Regions from separate parts of the Homo sapiens genome. Here region 2 is linked to region 1. A link is a contact called in ENCODE Hi-C or POLR2A ChIA-PET data. All regions are on one chromosome and are shown on one strand. Each heading gives the region's core, a stretch centred on a gene start or an enhancer-like site at or near the end of the contact. The rest is flanking DNA. Distances are from core to core; before and after follow the strand shown.

What was found. A loop is a pair of places that touch in the nucleus more often than their neighbours do. ChIA-PET counts read pairs that join two places held with the same protein, here RNA polymerase II (POLR2A). Pooled maps may share reads with other maps.
Region 2: a loop to region 1 is called in a map of ascending aorta, with 2.1 times the contacts of the local background. The contact joins two enhancer-like sites. A Hi-C loop is called at or near these places in 4 of 168 maps with a recorded cell type or tissue (aorta, ascending aorta, endothelial cell of umbilical vein and 1 more) and 4 of 50 pooled maps. POLR2A ChIA-PET finds 5 or more read pairs at or near these places in 3 of 52 experiments (A673, MCF 10A and activated T-cell).

Annotation. Positions count from the first base shown.
Region 1 is chr10:4,495,624-4,503,142 of GRCh38, reverse strand. No RefSeq gene overlaps it. Among named protein-coding and RNA genes, the nearest start is that of LINC00703, 120 kb to the right of the region's middle. Within about 2 kb of position 4,007, at least 3 of the 41 ENCODE cell types and tissues checked have a DNase peak (open chromatin) inside an H3K27ac peak, as active enhancers do; they include ascending aorta, where a contact is called at or near this core.
Region 2 is chr10:4,536,825-4,544,343 of GRCh38, reverse strand. No RefSeq gene overlaps it. Among named protein-coding and RNA genes, the nearest start is that of LINC00705, 120 kb to the left of the region's middle. Within about 2 kb of position 2,908, at least 7 of the 41 ENCODE cell types and tissues checked have a DNase peak (open chromatin) inside an H3K27ac peak, as active enhancers do; they include ascending aorta, where a contact is called at or near this core.

The DNA of each region.
Region 1 (7,519 bases), core at 2,758-5,257:
GCCAATACCCTTAAACAAATGGCAAATCTCTATCATCTATCTATCTATCTATCTATCTATCTATCTATCTATCTATCTATCTATCTATCATCTATCTATCTGCCTGCTTACCTGCCTACCTATGTGAAGCGACCTAACAATTCAGAAGGAGCTAGAAAAAGAAACCTAGGTATAGCCACGTGGTGTGGGATTATGTGTGTGTGGATGAAATAAATTTGACATGAGAACACACTAGTGTATTTGTAATGAAGGAAAAATATACATAACAATATATCTACAAAATTCTAAGGATATTTAAGCCTCAATAGAATTTTTATGTTAAAGGTAAACAACTTAAGAATAAAAATAGGTCCTATGACTTTTAAACTAAAGGAAAAAGATGTATCCAATACAAAGTTGAAAAGAAGACAAAAATAAGAAAGAATATCCAATGCAAAACATAAAGTAGTGAGAAACATATGTCTCAATATAACAACAAAAAATCAGATTTGATTTTTAAAATCCACCAATATTTGACATAATAGAAGCAAACAAATAACACTGAAAGCTAAAGAACAAAAAATATTATATATTGGTAAAAAAATAGAGCTAAAGACATAAACACTTTAAACATCAATACATATACCAATATTTACAAGACCTGAGAGACTTATAGAAAAAGGCAGAAAAACAACAAATCTAATTTATGATACTCCTCCTTTAAAAGCTTATAGATTAAGAAGATAAAAATAAATAAGCAAAAATGTAGAATATATACATAACATAATTTATAAGCTTAAACTATTGTGTCTGTATAAATAGGCATATATGTAAAATTCTACAGGTCACAAATAAAAAAATGTTTCTGGACATTTATAAAAATTAGTCATGTAATAACCACAAAGCAACTTTCCAAAAAACTCCAGTAAGTCAGTAACATCACTCAGTTTTAAATAAAACAGTAGCTTAAACATTTTTAAATGACTCAAAAAATAATGTTATTAAATTACCATTGGAATCAAAGGAAATCAAAAGAAAAATTATAGCATATTTAATATGGACTAATAATTAAACACTATGTGTCCAAATATAAGTGAAAGTAGAAGTAAAGTTAAGCTGATACCTCTAAATGTATTTTATCGGGACTCAAAAACTCATCTTTTCAGAAAAAGAGCAGATATATCAATAAATGAAGCAAATAGTGGAATAAGAGAAATAACATCAAAAACAAAATTGAAAACAATGAAAATAAAATAATACAACAATATATTTAACACAGCAATTACATAGATAAACATTTTAATATATGTAGATAAAAATTGTTTAGGAAGACATTGAAGCTTGCTTAAACTAATAAAAGTATAAATGCATTGATATGCTAATCAAAACATTACTTTTCCCCAAAGCCTCAGAATCCCACGTTACTTTGAAACAATCCTAAAATTAGAGAAGAACTAAAAGGATAGAAAAAAAATCTGTTTTCTACCCTGAACCATCTGAGATAAAGTTGTCAGCTGGGAGCCCATCACCACCAAATACTTTAGTATCTTTTTCCTACAAGCAAGGGCATCCTCCTGCATAACCTCAATACTCATAATCCTCAAAGCCAGGAAGTCAGCACTGACGCATTACTGTATCTGACCCTCAGGTCCAATTTCTCCAATTGTTTCAATGTTTATCATAGTAAAGGAGCCAGCTCAGGATCACAGGTTGCTTTTAGTTAATCATTTCTCTTTAGGCTTCTTTGGTCTGGACAAGTTCCTCATACTTTCCTTGATTTTCTTGATTTTGATAATTTGAAGTTGACTGCGGCATGACAGTTCTCTGGGATTTCTTTGGCTACTGCATATCTTGCAAGGAAAGACACTGACTACTTTTGTTCCAGATTATCATTTTAAAGATGATTGTTTAGCAAATAGTTTTGGAAGATAAATAGGGTTTCTTGCTCTGGACGTACTTACTGCCCATTGTACTCCAATTCCTTTTGCATCAACCTAATAAAAGATTCAGGTTCCCTGAGTTCATGGTTCCTCTATGGTAATGCAACCTGCTGCATGTGCAGGTGTTACTGGTCCTCTTTGTGCTGCCTTATGGGAAATGATCTTAGGAAACCAACGCAAAAGCTGGTTCTCTTGCTCCTGTGACTGCTGTGTGTGATGAAGTCTTTGTCTCTGACCTAGGAGTCTTACGTCTTCTGCCGGCATCCATCACAATGTAGCAAGCTAACATTTTAGCTTGTAAGCAGAGTAAAATCTCAGACCCTCACAGTTCTTAGAACTCAGAGGCCAATTATTTAGTTTTGACAGGTATTTTCTCATGATAAGATTTAGGAAATCCCTTAATTTGGTTACATATCATAAAACTGTCATATTAGACATTATGCAAAACTTCTGACATATTCCTTTATGACTAGAAACTAGACAAAAATGTTCACAATCACTTCTGCTATGCTGGAAAGAAAGAATTACAATAGTTATTCTTTGCAGATGATATGGTCATCCACATAGAAAAGCCAAAGAATCAAACAATTATTAATGTTAGAATAAACACAATAGTTTATCAAGGTCACTTTACAACGACCGATTTACAAAAACTAATAATATTTATCTTCACTAACAGTAAAAAGTTAGAAAATAAAATAGTATATAAGATATTTGCATTCATGGTAAAAACTGTAACATTTTAAAGAATTGACTAAAGAAAGAAGTCAAAAGCCTCCCTAGGGAAAAACCCTTTATGTATTAAAGGAACTTACAGATTTGAATAGATGGAGAGACATTCAATGATTCATTAGTATTTTTAGTTTCTAAGTATTATTAAATGATGATTAGCCACATATTAGAAGGTCAATTCCATGTAGGCCTATCAAACTGTTAAGTGTTTTCTTTTTTAGGAAAAAATATAGTGTACATGAATATTTATTCTTTTTACTTATCTCTAGATTTTTTTTGTCTTTTCCTGTTTCAGTGTAGTGATCCAGGGTCACCACCATTGCCAACTCTCTTTCTAACAAATTAACAGCATCTAAAACACAACTGCCTGTGTGTCTGAGTTAGTACAGTGTGAAAAAAGTTTCTGTCAATATTAGTTTGTAAATCAGAGTTCTAATGGGATGTCCATCCACTTTACAATCAAGTTAACAAGAGAGTCAGAGAGATGAGGAAGAGGAAAACATGTTATGGTGACATCCTAGGGTGATGCCAGTGGTTATTTAGCTTGTAACTAAATATCACCTGTCCCACTATTTCACCCAGCTTCTCCTCATCAGAGGGTGCAGGAGTGGGCACCAGAGGCATACGTGTGTAGTTGACCATTCCACGTTGCCACTTCTCCCTGCTGGTGTCCTCCTGCTGCTGTCAACGGTGGAGGGAGAGCTAGCCTAATGAATTATGACGGGAACATCACTGTGGTTTAGAATTCCATATAGGAAACAATGTCATGATTTTGGGGGATAGAATTAAAAATTAATATTTTAAACATATTAAACCCATATATTTGATATTTAATATTTTTATTATTAATTTTAAAATACATAAAGCTTCTGACAAATTATTTTTATTTATTTTGATATTCATGGAGAGAAAAATATGTGGTAAAGTACTACTCTACACTGAAATACTTTATTTAAAGTTATTGAATGCTTTTAAGCAAGGTAGTTTAGAGAATTTTGAACTATCTATACAGTGGTTTTTTAAGATTCCTAGAGAAAAATTATGCTAAATAACAGGCTTTTTGAGCACTGATAATGATACTAAGTTACTTATTCAAACGTGTCTTTCTGCCAAGACCAAGTTCCTTGAGAGCAGATTCTTAAATGCAGCATCTTGGTTACCTTTGCTTACTTATTTTTTAATTTCCTTATGTTTATCTTTGTTTACTTACACCTAATCGGTGCTCAATAGACTTTGCTGAAACAAAATGACGCCTTGTGGTTGACCAGTGTCTCATTACCAGGCAGCTTGCCCTGGAGAAAAATAGAGCAGTTGGTTTAAATCAAGACGCTCTGAGAATTAGCTAAGTGATTTACCTCTGCCAAGTAGGAACTATAAATACTGTCAGACTAAAAGCACCCGTTGCCTACCTACTGTGTACTGAGCATCATTCAATTGGCACACCTACTCAATAATTGTGAACAGATGGAATTAGCGCATAGAAAAGAGCATGTGTTTTTCCCTCTCCATCCACACATACCAACCTAGAAAAATAGAATTCTCCATCATGGTATTTTTTTTTCTAACAAGGACATCGTCAAATGTATTAGTCAAACTTGGAGTCCCTCCAAAACTAAAGCTTACTTCTAAATTTAGAACTAATGAGCTCTCTGTGTGTACCAAAGTAGAAAGCACATATTTTCTCTGTTAGCATTGAGGCCTTTTATTCAACATAACTCTACTGCGAAAGAGAATATAAATGTTTCTTCTTTAGTGTTACTGGCTTGCAAAACTCAGTCACTGGGAAAAACATGAACACTAGGGAAGAATGATAGGTTTGTAGAGAACATTCATTTCAGAGAATGGTAGAATCCTCCATTTAACAGGTCTTTAAAGATCCTCCAGCCCAGCGCTTCTTAACAGCTAGAATTCCTTTTAAAATGACACCTTGGGTGATCTCCAGTGCTCTACCTACCTCCAGCGTCAAGGCAGCTCCATCCACATCTGAGTTGCTTCAGTGGAGGGTCCCCCTGGCACAAAACCAAACTCATTTTTGCTATTGCCTCCCTCAGTGACTTCTGAGTTTACTTTTTGGGACACACAGATTGAGGACTCTTTCCTATGACACTTTCCTCGTGCTTGATGACAAACAACTACCGCATGTTCCCCTCTCCAGGTTTCTCTTCTCCATGCCAAAAACTTGCATGTCTTAACCCTTCCTCAGTGCCTCAATTTCCAATTGCTTCATCCTTCTGGCCACATTCTTGCCATGTTCTCCATAATACAACTTATTAAAGATGGATATCATGACATTTAAAAGAAGTTAACTGTGGCAGAAATATAAAAAATGAATTCCTAGGGAAGGTACTCAGGTCCCAGCTACTTGTCACAGCAGAAATGAGTGATTTTTAAAATTACACTTGAGAGTAAGTCCAGGACGATTTTACTTACAGAATAAAAGGAAGTAATAATATTTGAGAACAGGGAGATGAAAGACCCAGGAACACCTTTGAGACCTACTTTGGGAGGTTAGTGGAAAATTATACTCTTAATTTTAAACCAGAATATAAAGAATAGGGTCAATTTACCTGTAGGAAGACAGACATACTTCATTGAATGTGTTCTGTTAAATTCTTATAAAATTCCCAGGTAGATGAGTCTATAGAATAGTTAACCTATCTATACCTTGGTTATATAGGAAAGCATCTCGTAGCCTGGTGTTCTCACCCAAGACAAGCCCCACAGCTGTGCTTAAGCAATTTAGGGTGCTGAAATGTAACTGAATTCTTCTTTTTCACAAATGTCTGCTCTTTTTTGCTGAATCGCAATCACAGACACCATCATCCAGTTAACCTTTCAAGTGATAAAATTGATACTTTTCCATGACTTCTCTTTTAAAAAAAATCTGTCAGTTGCCAGATTTCCTCAATCTCAAAAATGTCTATCAAATCGTACGCTTTGCCGCATTTGAACACCATTGCATTAGCTCCTCCAGCCACCAGTCTTTAGTGTCTTGTGTTGGTCCATGGTTTCCTACCTGTCCTCTTGATGAAGAGCTCTTCCCAGTGGGGATGGGGCCCAGCTTGGATAGTCCTGCAAGAGCACAGAGCTGAATGCTCAATAATTTTGTGAGCCGGTGAAACAAGTGCTAGCTTGAAACTGACCGTAAGAAGGGACAACACACTCTGGAGCCTACTTGAGGGTAGAGGGTGGGAGGAGGGAAAGGAGCAGAAAAAAAGTAACTAATGGGTCCTAGGCTTAGTACCTGATGAAATAATCTGTACATCAACTCCCTGTGACATGAGCTTACCTATATAACAAACCTACACATGTGTCCCTGAGCCTAAAATAAAAGTTAAAAAATGGCCAGGCGCCATGGCTCATGTCTGTAATCCCAGCACTTTGGGACGCCAAGGCAGGCAGATCACCTGAGGTCCAGAGTTCAAGACCAGCCTGACAAACGTGGAGAAACCCCAAGTCTACTAAAAAATACAAAATTAGCCGGGCGTGGTGGTGCAGGCCTGTAATCCCAGCTACTCGGGAGGCTGAGGCAGAAGAATCACTTGAACCCAGGAGGCAGAGGTTGCAGTGAGCTGAGATCCTGCCATTGCACTCCAGCCTGGGCAACAAGAATGAAACTTCATTTCGAAAAAAACAAAAAAAGCTAAAAAAAAAGCTAAAAAAAAGAAAATGTGGTACATATGCACAATGGAGTACCATTCAGCCATAAAAAAGAATGAGATTGAGTCATTTGCAACAACATGGGTAGAACTGGAGATCATTATGTTAAGTGACATAACTGCAGCAGAGAAGGATGAACATCACATGTTCTCACTTATTTGTGGGAGCTAAACATCCAAATAATTGAACTCATGGACATAGAGAGTAGAAGGATGGTTACTGGATTATTTGCAACTCAATGGATGAATGCTTGTAGGGGTGGATACTCCATGCTTCATGATGTGCTTATTTCACATTGCATGCCTGTATGAAAACATGTTATGTACTCTGTAAATATCCTACTATGTACCCACAAAAATTAAAAATTTAAAAAAAGAAAGACACTGACCATAGCTGGAGTATTCACAGTATGAAATCTACAAACACTACAAATTAGGACTTTTCTTTTTTCTTTTATTAGAATACAACTGATCTTGACCTTCCAGTCCAACTGCCCCCTCGGTGTCAGAATTATCTTCCTAAAAAAGCAAAGACAGTAATGCCAGTATCCACTATCAAAATGGGACATGGGAAATGCTATTTTTATCAATGTAAGGTCATGACTGAAATATTGGTGAGCAAAGCAGTTTTATATATATATATAATATATATATAATATGATATATATAATATATATATAATATGATATATATAATATATATATAATATGATATATAATATATATATAATATGATATATATAATATATATAATATGATATATAATATATACATTATATGATATATATAATATATACATTATATGATATATATAATATATACATTATATGATATATATAATATATATATTATATGATATATATAATATATATGTATTATATGATATATATAATATATATATTATATGATATATAATATATATATATTATATGATATATATTATATATATTATGTGATGATATAATATATATATATGAGAGAGAGAGAGAGAAAGACAGAGTTTTGCTCTTGTCACCCAGGTTGGAATGCAGTGGCATGATCTCAGCTCACTGCAACCTCTGCCTCCAGGGTTCAAGCTATTCTCCTGCCTCAGCCTCCTGAGTAGCTGGAATTACAGGCCGTGCCTGGCTAGTTTTTGTATTTTTATTAGAGATGGGGTTTTGTCATTTTGGCCAGGCTGGTCTTGAACTTATGACCTCAGGTGATCCAC
Region 2 (7,519 bases), core at 1,659-4,158, 42 kb before region 1:
GTGACGTCCTGGAGCACTGTTTGTCAGCATTTCGTGTTTCCCATTTGGCAGTAATAATCTTTCTAAGTTTGACAAGAATTAAGTCATTTCAAATGGTTTTCAAGGCTCATTTTCAATTCATGTTGCAAATTGCAGTATATGAAGCATGTAAAACACTTGTTTCAATGAGAACATGATGCTTGCATTTAGTATTTACACGATATGAAATAAATCATGTCAGAATTAATAAGGTCCAATTCTATTAATGTCAGAAAAGATTAACGTAGGTTCCCTCTTCTAAGCAGACTCACCTGATACTCTGTGAATTATTCTTGACAGTGTTAAAATTAGACTAAGCCTACAAATAAAACAGACCAGCAAGTAAATTGAAGTAATAAATTAAGATATTGTGTAAATAAAGGTGTCTGTGGTAGAAGAAGCCAGATTTGATTGAAAATCCTTACTAGATTTGTTACCAGGAACATACTTATGACTGTATCTCCTGATAATCCCAGTTGCCTCTGAATTGAGCTTGTTTCTTGACATGCGTTTTTTATTAAAATGTAATATTTATACATGGGATATAAAAAAAAAGTAGTGGTAACTAGGAGAGACTATGCCACAGCAAGTGAGCATGATTTAATAATATAACAAAAGAGATTGTCAGGTAAATTAACTTGATCAGAAGTAGCTAGCTACATGCATATTAGCTAAATGCATAACCTCATCAGTTTGTATAGTTAGTGAAAATGTGGATGGGTGATTTAACTTGAGTTATCCCTTTGATTTCCACATTTACTTCCATTTGTTTTCTTGCATGGATTAGTACTCAGGGGATCTGTTTCCCTAGAAAGAAAGAAAGACAAAATGTCTGTTTAATTTAACTTTTCACTGAATGCTTTCTATGAGGCATATGAAAATGTTATTTTAAAATATGCTTATTATTCCAATTGGTAATAAATGATATTATTCCTAAATTTCATTACAAATATTGATCAAGTTGGGAGGACTGGGAAAGAAGGAAGAAAAAGCAAATTTATCTGAAATAATGAGGAACGATATAGGAATTTTACCATGTTATTAATAGGCAAAGTACTTAACAAATGGTATTATAGATATTATTCTTTATGATTTATATATTATATATACATTACTCAAAGCTTAGTGTGTATGTTTTTATTTAAATTCTCTGAAATATTTTATGTAAAATTTATTATAATCCAAAAAAATGTAGTTAACTCATGGTAGAAAAGTTTGTAAGTAACTATAAATAAACCGAGATTTTATTTTCCCCCAAAGAGCATGCTTTGGAAGCCATGGGTTAATGCATGGCTTTAAACATTAAATTGAGAAGAATAAAATGAGGAAATATGTAAGACTATAATTGCAAGGCTTATGAGGAAGTTGCTTGTAGTTTACATTGTAATCTCATAACATATCTGTAACATAAAATATCTCTGAAGGATTCAAATAACACTTTGTAGGAAAATGTGAGGGAGACCTGCAGGACAAGTGGATGAAAGTCAGAGAAATACTCTTCCCCCCAGAGTGGTGTGCAAAGCAGAGGATACATGACATATTTGTTAAACAGTTGGTAGTTAGTATACAGCTGCTTCAAGGACTATAAGGAATATGGAAAGTATAAACGACGTTATCAATGCCCTCACTAAGTTTGTACTCTAATATGACAGGTAAGATTTATTGTATACAAATTAGTGATGACGATTAATAAGATGACTAAATAAGTCAATGCTAAGCATCAAGTGTTGAAATCAGTTGTAGTTGGGGATTTTCAAGGCTAAGTGACTTTGGGCATTATGGTAATATTAGGGCATTAGAGTACAGAGGTGGGGAGGGAACATGAGAAAACCCCTGTGAACAAGTATTTAACGTCAATAAGGTAAAAAATGCTTCCCAAATGCACCTCTGTGTATGTAAAGAGATGTCCCACAGATGGCAGTTCTTAATAAGGAAAGCTTGGAGACAAACTTGACTTTCAATAACAGAGAAATAATAAATAAAAGGAGATGTTAATCCATATCAAGTAATTAGCTAGAAGTTGAAAATTATACTTTCCATGTTAATACTATTCAATTCTTTGGGGCAAATTGTATTACCTATGCTAAGTGACAATAAAAACCAGGGTTAAAAACTTTGTGTGGAGCATAATGTTTTTTCGTTTTAGACATGTGAAATTATTTCTGGGTCAAGATGTCAGGTGAACTCTACCTGCAACTGCTCTTCTCCACAGCAAATATCCACACCTGCATGCTCACACCTGCATACACACACCTGCATGCTCACACCTGCATGCTCACACCTATATACATAGGCACACACACAGCACACGTGCATGCCTGTTGTTGTGATGGCTGCAGATCTCAAAATGGAAGACTTACATGGAGCAGAATCCAGGAGAGGAACATCAACATTGAATAGGGCTGAACTAACAGGGCCATGGGCAGCTTCTGAGAGTGATAAAGGCATCAAAGTTAGAGCTGTGTTTCACTTATCTGTTACCAAATTAAAAGCCACTCCAAACTTCGTGGCTTAAAGCAACACCCTAGTGTCTGACAGCTGGAAGTAGGCTCAGGTAGAGATCTCTCTGGTCTCACCGTTGCCTCTCAGCTGGCTACAGATGCCCAGCTGGGCCTGAATGACCCGGGGTCCACATTTTTGTGTCTAATAAAGGTGCTGTTGGTCTGCTGGGCTACATGTCTCCAGCAGGCTGGGGCTGGCTTCATGTCATGATGGTCAGGCTCAAGAGCAGCAAGAGGGAAAACATGCCCCAATCCACAAGCACATTTCAAATGCCTGCTTGTGTCACATTTGCTAATATCCTGTTGCCAAAGCAAATGCCAGGGCTGTGTCAGTTTTGGAAGGGAATGCAGAAGGGCAAGGATACAGAGAGGTGTGACTCACTGGGAACTATGAATGTACCAGGAAATTCCAGATCCCAGGGAACATCTGATATTGCTGTAACTGCCCAGAGTAAGAGCTAGGAGGAGCCTCTGTGGTACAATTTGACTAGAGACCAGCACTGCAGAGGGCAAAGTTTGGCCCTTCTAAAATCACCCTAAATAAAATTGAGCACATTGGGAGGGGAACACTTTGCTGTTATATGTGTCATAAAATAAAAATTATAAAATATCTTAGCGAGTTTAATATAATAAAGTACACAGTCCAAAACAGTACAGAATATATATCTGAATGGAAACAATGGAAAAATGTGAAAATGATTTTAAGTCAAGAATAGTCATAGTATCCGAAGATGTAAAGGAAAGAATAGTAACCATGAATACAACAACAGCTATATACAAAAATACCAGCTGGGAGCTGGCACGGTGGCTCACACCTATAATCCCAGCACTTTTGGAGGCTGAGGCGGGTGGATCACAAAGTCAAGAGATAGAGACCATCCTGGCCAACATGGTGAAACCCCGTATTTACTAAAAATACAAAAATTAGCTGGGCATGGTGGCACACACCTGTAGTCACAGCTACTCAGGAGGCTGAGGTAGGAGAATTGTTTGAACTTGGGAGGCAGAGGTTGCAGTGAGCTGAGACTGTGCCACTGTGTTCCAGCCTGGTGACAGAGCGAGACTCCATCAAAAAAAAAAAAAAAAAAACAGCTTGAAATCTTAAAGTAACACCACAAAAATACAAACTTCAATGAGTGCCATAAAGAGTCATTTTGGCACAACAAACAGAAATAATGAACAAGAAATTAGAGAAACATGGGAAAAAAATCAAAAAGACCCAATATATATCTTTTAGGAGATCCAGAAGGAGAAAATAGATACAATGGGCAAGCAGTCATATTGAAAGAAAAAACATGCTTGAAAATATTCCAGAATTTAAGAAATAAATGATTTTTTTGGCTGAATAGCCAACTGAGGGCCAAGAAGCTTTGAAAAATTGTGTGCTTGTGTGTGTGTTTGTGTATGTGTCTATATAACTAAAACTAGAAATGAACATAGCAAAACACAAGTGGCAAATCACTAATTACATGACCTAATATTTTTTCTTTATGTATGCCACATTTTCTAACACTTTACTATGAGTATATGGTGCTTTCTTATTCATAAATACCTAATTTAAATATAAAAATACTAATGCCAATGACATTTGACAGGAGGATGAGGAATAAATGAAATTTGAATGGGGAAGAAATCTATGTTAGGACCTATGGTAGTCTCGGAAGGTGTTGTACAATTTGGAAAGATGAACCCAACCGCACTAAATGAAATAAGACTTTTTTTTTGGTAGCTGGGCATCTTCTAAAATTATAGAATCCTATCAGTTTCTGATAATATAAAATCAAATCATACATTTCTCAATGTAAACCACCACTTGAAACTCACAGAGGCCCCAAGCCTATTGATAAAACAAATATAACTGGATTTTCCACTTTTTAAATCTTATAATACCTGAAACGGCATAAAGGTACTTCCTTTTATCAAAAGAATTTTATTAGCAGCTAACGATGAACATGCTCCTATCTCTTCCAAGGAATGAGGTAGGACATTGCTTTTCTGTTATTGATTGCCAGCTTCGGGACCTACTTAAGATGAGTATTTAATGTTTTTCCACTCTCATTTTTCCTTGGTGATAATTTCGGTTATTGTGCAGCTAATATTCATTCCTGGCACCTTCCACTCTGGGCAGAGTATACCTCTCCAAACCACTGTTGTGTGTAACCATGTAACTTACCTTGGCCAATGCAGCGTTAGGAGATGTGGTATAAGCAGAGGATGTACATGCGTTTGCATGGTATGGCTTGGCTCTTGTGCTCTGATGGTGTGCCATGGGAAGAAAATGCCTAATTGGATACTACACCACCTTCGGTCCTACACCACCTTCGGTCCTAATGCACCACAAGCATACGTGGAGCAGATCTGAATCAGGTCCATAGCTTGCAGCCAGTCCTTGAACCAGCAGCTCAGACAAGAGTTGTCCAGTCAGGCATGAGCTGGATCAAATAGTGCTCTACTTGAAGACCCACAATATAAAAACATATGCTTATTGTTATAAGCCAATTTTGTGGGGATTTTTTTGTACATTATTATGACTGTAGCTGACTAATAAATCCTTTCTCTTTTCTTTTCTTTGTCTGTCTCCTATATGGCCTTTATTATTAGAAAAAAAACAACAAACAAGATCTGAGCTGAAATTAAATGAGGTAAAAGGATATTGCACTTCATGGAAAACTGAGCTTAAGCAAAAGTGAATGTCAGACATGATTGAGTAGATAGGTGCTGAGATACCATTATCCTCTGCTTATCTGGACACATTGAGTCTGTCTGTGTCAGGCAAGTCCAAATTGTTTCGATTCAGTAATGAAACTGGAAAGACTTATTAATGCCCTATGCTAAAAACCATTTCATATTTTGCTTTCAATGCTGAGGTCTTCCACAGTTAGGGAAATCCATCTAGTTTTTCAAGGTGCCTGCAGATATAATTTTTTTTTTTTTTTTGAGACAGAGTCTCACTCTTTCGCCCAGGCCAGAGTGCAGTGGCATGATCTCTGCTCACTGCAAGCTCCCCGTCCTGTGTTCACGCCATTCTCCTGCCTCAGCCTCCAGAGTACCTGGGACTACAGGCATCCGCCACCGCCCCCAGCTAATTTTTTGTATTTTTAATTGAGATGGAGTTTCACCGTGTTAGCCAGGATGGTCTCGATCTCCTGACCTCGTGATCCACCCGCCTCGGCCTCCCAAAGTGCTGGGATTACAGGCGTGAGGCACTGCGCTCGGCCCAGACATAATCTTATACTGGATAAATTGCTATGTCATGCTGGTTTGAAAGTTGAGGCACCTGGATGAAGGTCTATAGGTGGAGTCTTGGCCTCCTGGTGCCATGGTAGGAGTCCCTCCAGGCCCTATGACTTTCTGAGTCAATAATTGCTAGGAAGGGTTTTCAATCTATTCTTTCCCCACTGACTCCTTCTCCAGCCCCAACCTTAAACTACCAATGAATACGTGCATGATTGTTACTTCACTGGGAGTCAGTGAATTCCCTCCTTACTCACCGATCATCAAATGGATTAAAGACATTGAGACAAATTAAATCAACAGCTGTGGCAGTAACATCTGTGCTTCACCTTATTAGCTAGTAAGGATGTTATGAGACTGTCTAGCTGAGACTGACTCACGACCTCACAGCAGTATCTTCTCACTCAAGGATACAGCTCTTAATTCCTCATCTGAATGTCATGGTATCTTCCATAAATACTCTCTGTATCCTGAAATGTCACAACTACAAGTGTTAAATGTCTTAACACGTGCCCTTTGGTTTGTCTGCATACTGTATTGGGCTATTTCCATCTACTCTCATGACACTTATTACAAAGCATCTGGCTTTACTCTTTCTCATAGATGCTTTAAGTAGGAAATTCAGGTACCAGCTTCAAACTTTCTCTCACCTGAGGAAGAGAGCCCAGTGTATTAGTAAAGTTTAAAAATCTTTCGTTGAGGCAATCCCAATGACAAGAACCGGTGATATTCTGGGAGTATGTCCCATGAACTTCTCTCCTTGGCTTATTTTAATCTGGATCACTTGGCTATAATACATAATAACCATGAATGTAACTGCTTTCAGGGAGTTCTGTGAATCTTTCTAGGAAATTATTCAACTCCAAGGGTGGTCTTGAGGACCCCAAATTTACAAATTTTGTGAGATGTGAGATGGTCTTGGGACTCCCACATTTTTCAATTGGTGTCAGAAGTGAGAGTCCTCTTGGAAACTCCTTAACTCTGTAGTTGGTGTCACGAGTGAAGTTGTCAGAAGGAGATGCAGGGCTAGCTTACATGCCTTCTTGTGTGTGTGTTCACACTCAACATGAAGTGTTTGGAAGGGAAGGTTCCTACTAGATAGATCCCTCCAACTCTGTGGGTGATCTTGGGAAGAGGGGGTGGGAAAAATGTTGGCATGATTATACAATTATTTCCCACATCACCTCAACTTTCTTTTCTTCTACCTAATGCAGTGGTCCTGAGACTAGGGCTGCAAATCTGGATGCTGGCAGCATGGATTATCCTGTAGCAAGAAACTGAAACTATATTTTTATTTTATACTAGAATTCTAAGGGACTGATGGGGTGGACTGTGCATTGATCCCTTCTGGGAAAACTGGGATTGACAAAGAATATAGCAATATTGTCTGATTGAAATAGCTCGCTAATTCTGTACCTCTGTAACCCTAATGTACACTACTGAGCATGGATTGAGTGGACTTGCTAGATTGGAATTACTGCAGGCTATCTAGACCAGCACAGTCATCGAATTCAATGATCCTTCCAAAAACAGATGTTTGGGTAAATGTAATGATAAAGGAGAAAAGAAGGAATAACTGGGTTAGGCAGTGAGGCAAATCTAATACTATATTGATGTCTCCTGAGAGGTTCTGATCATGAGATGATATTGTCTTTTAGCTCAATTATCCTGGATGTCTGAAAAGGTGAGACCATATGTTGTTACGAGCACTCCTGATCCTGGAATTGACAAGGTGAAATGGAAGCCTAGAATCTGGGTGGCATCTG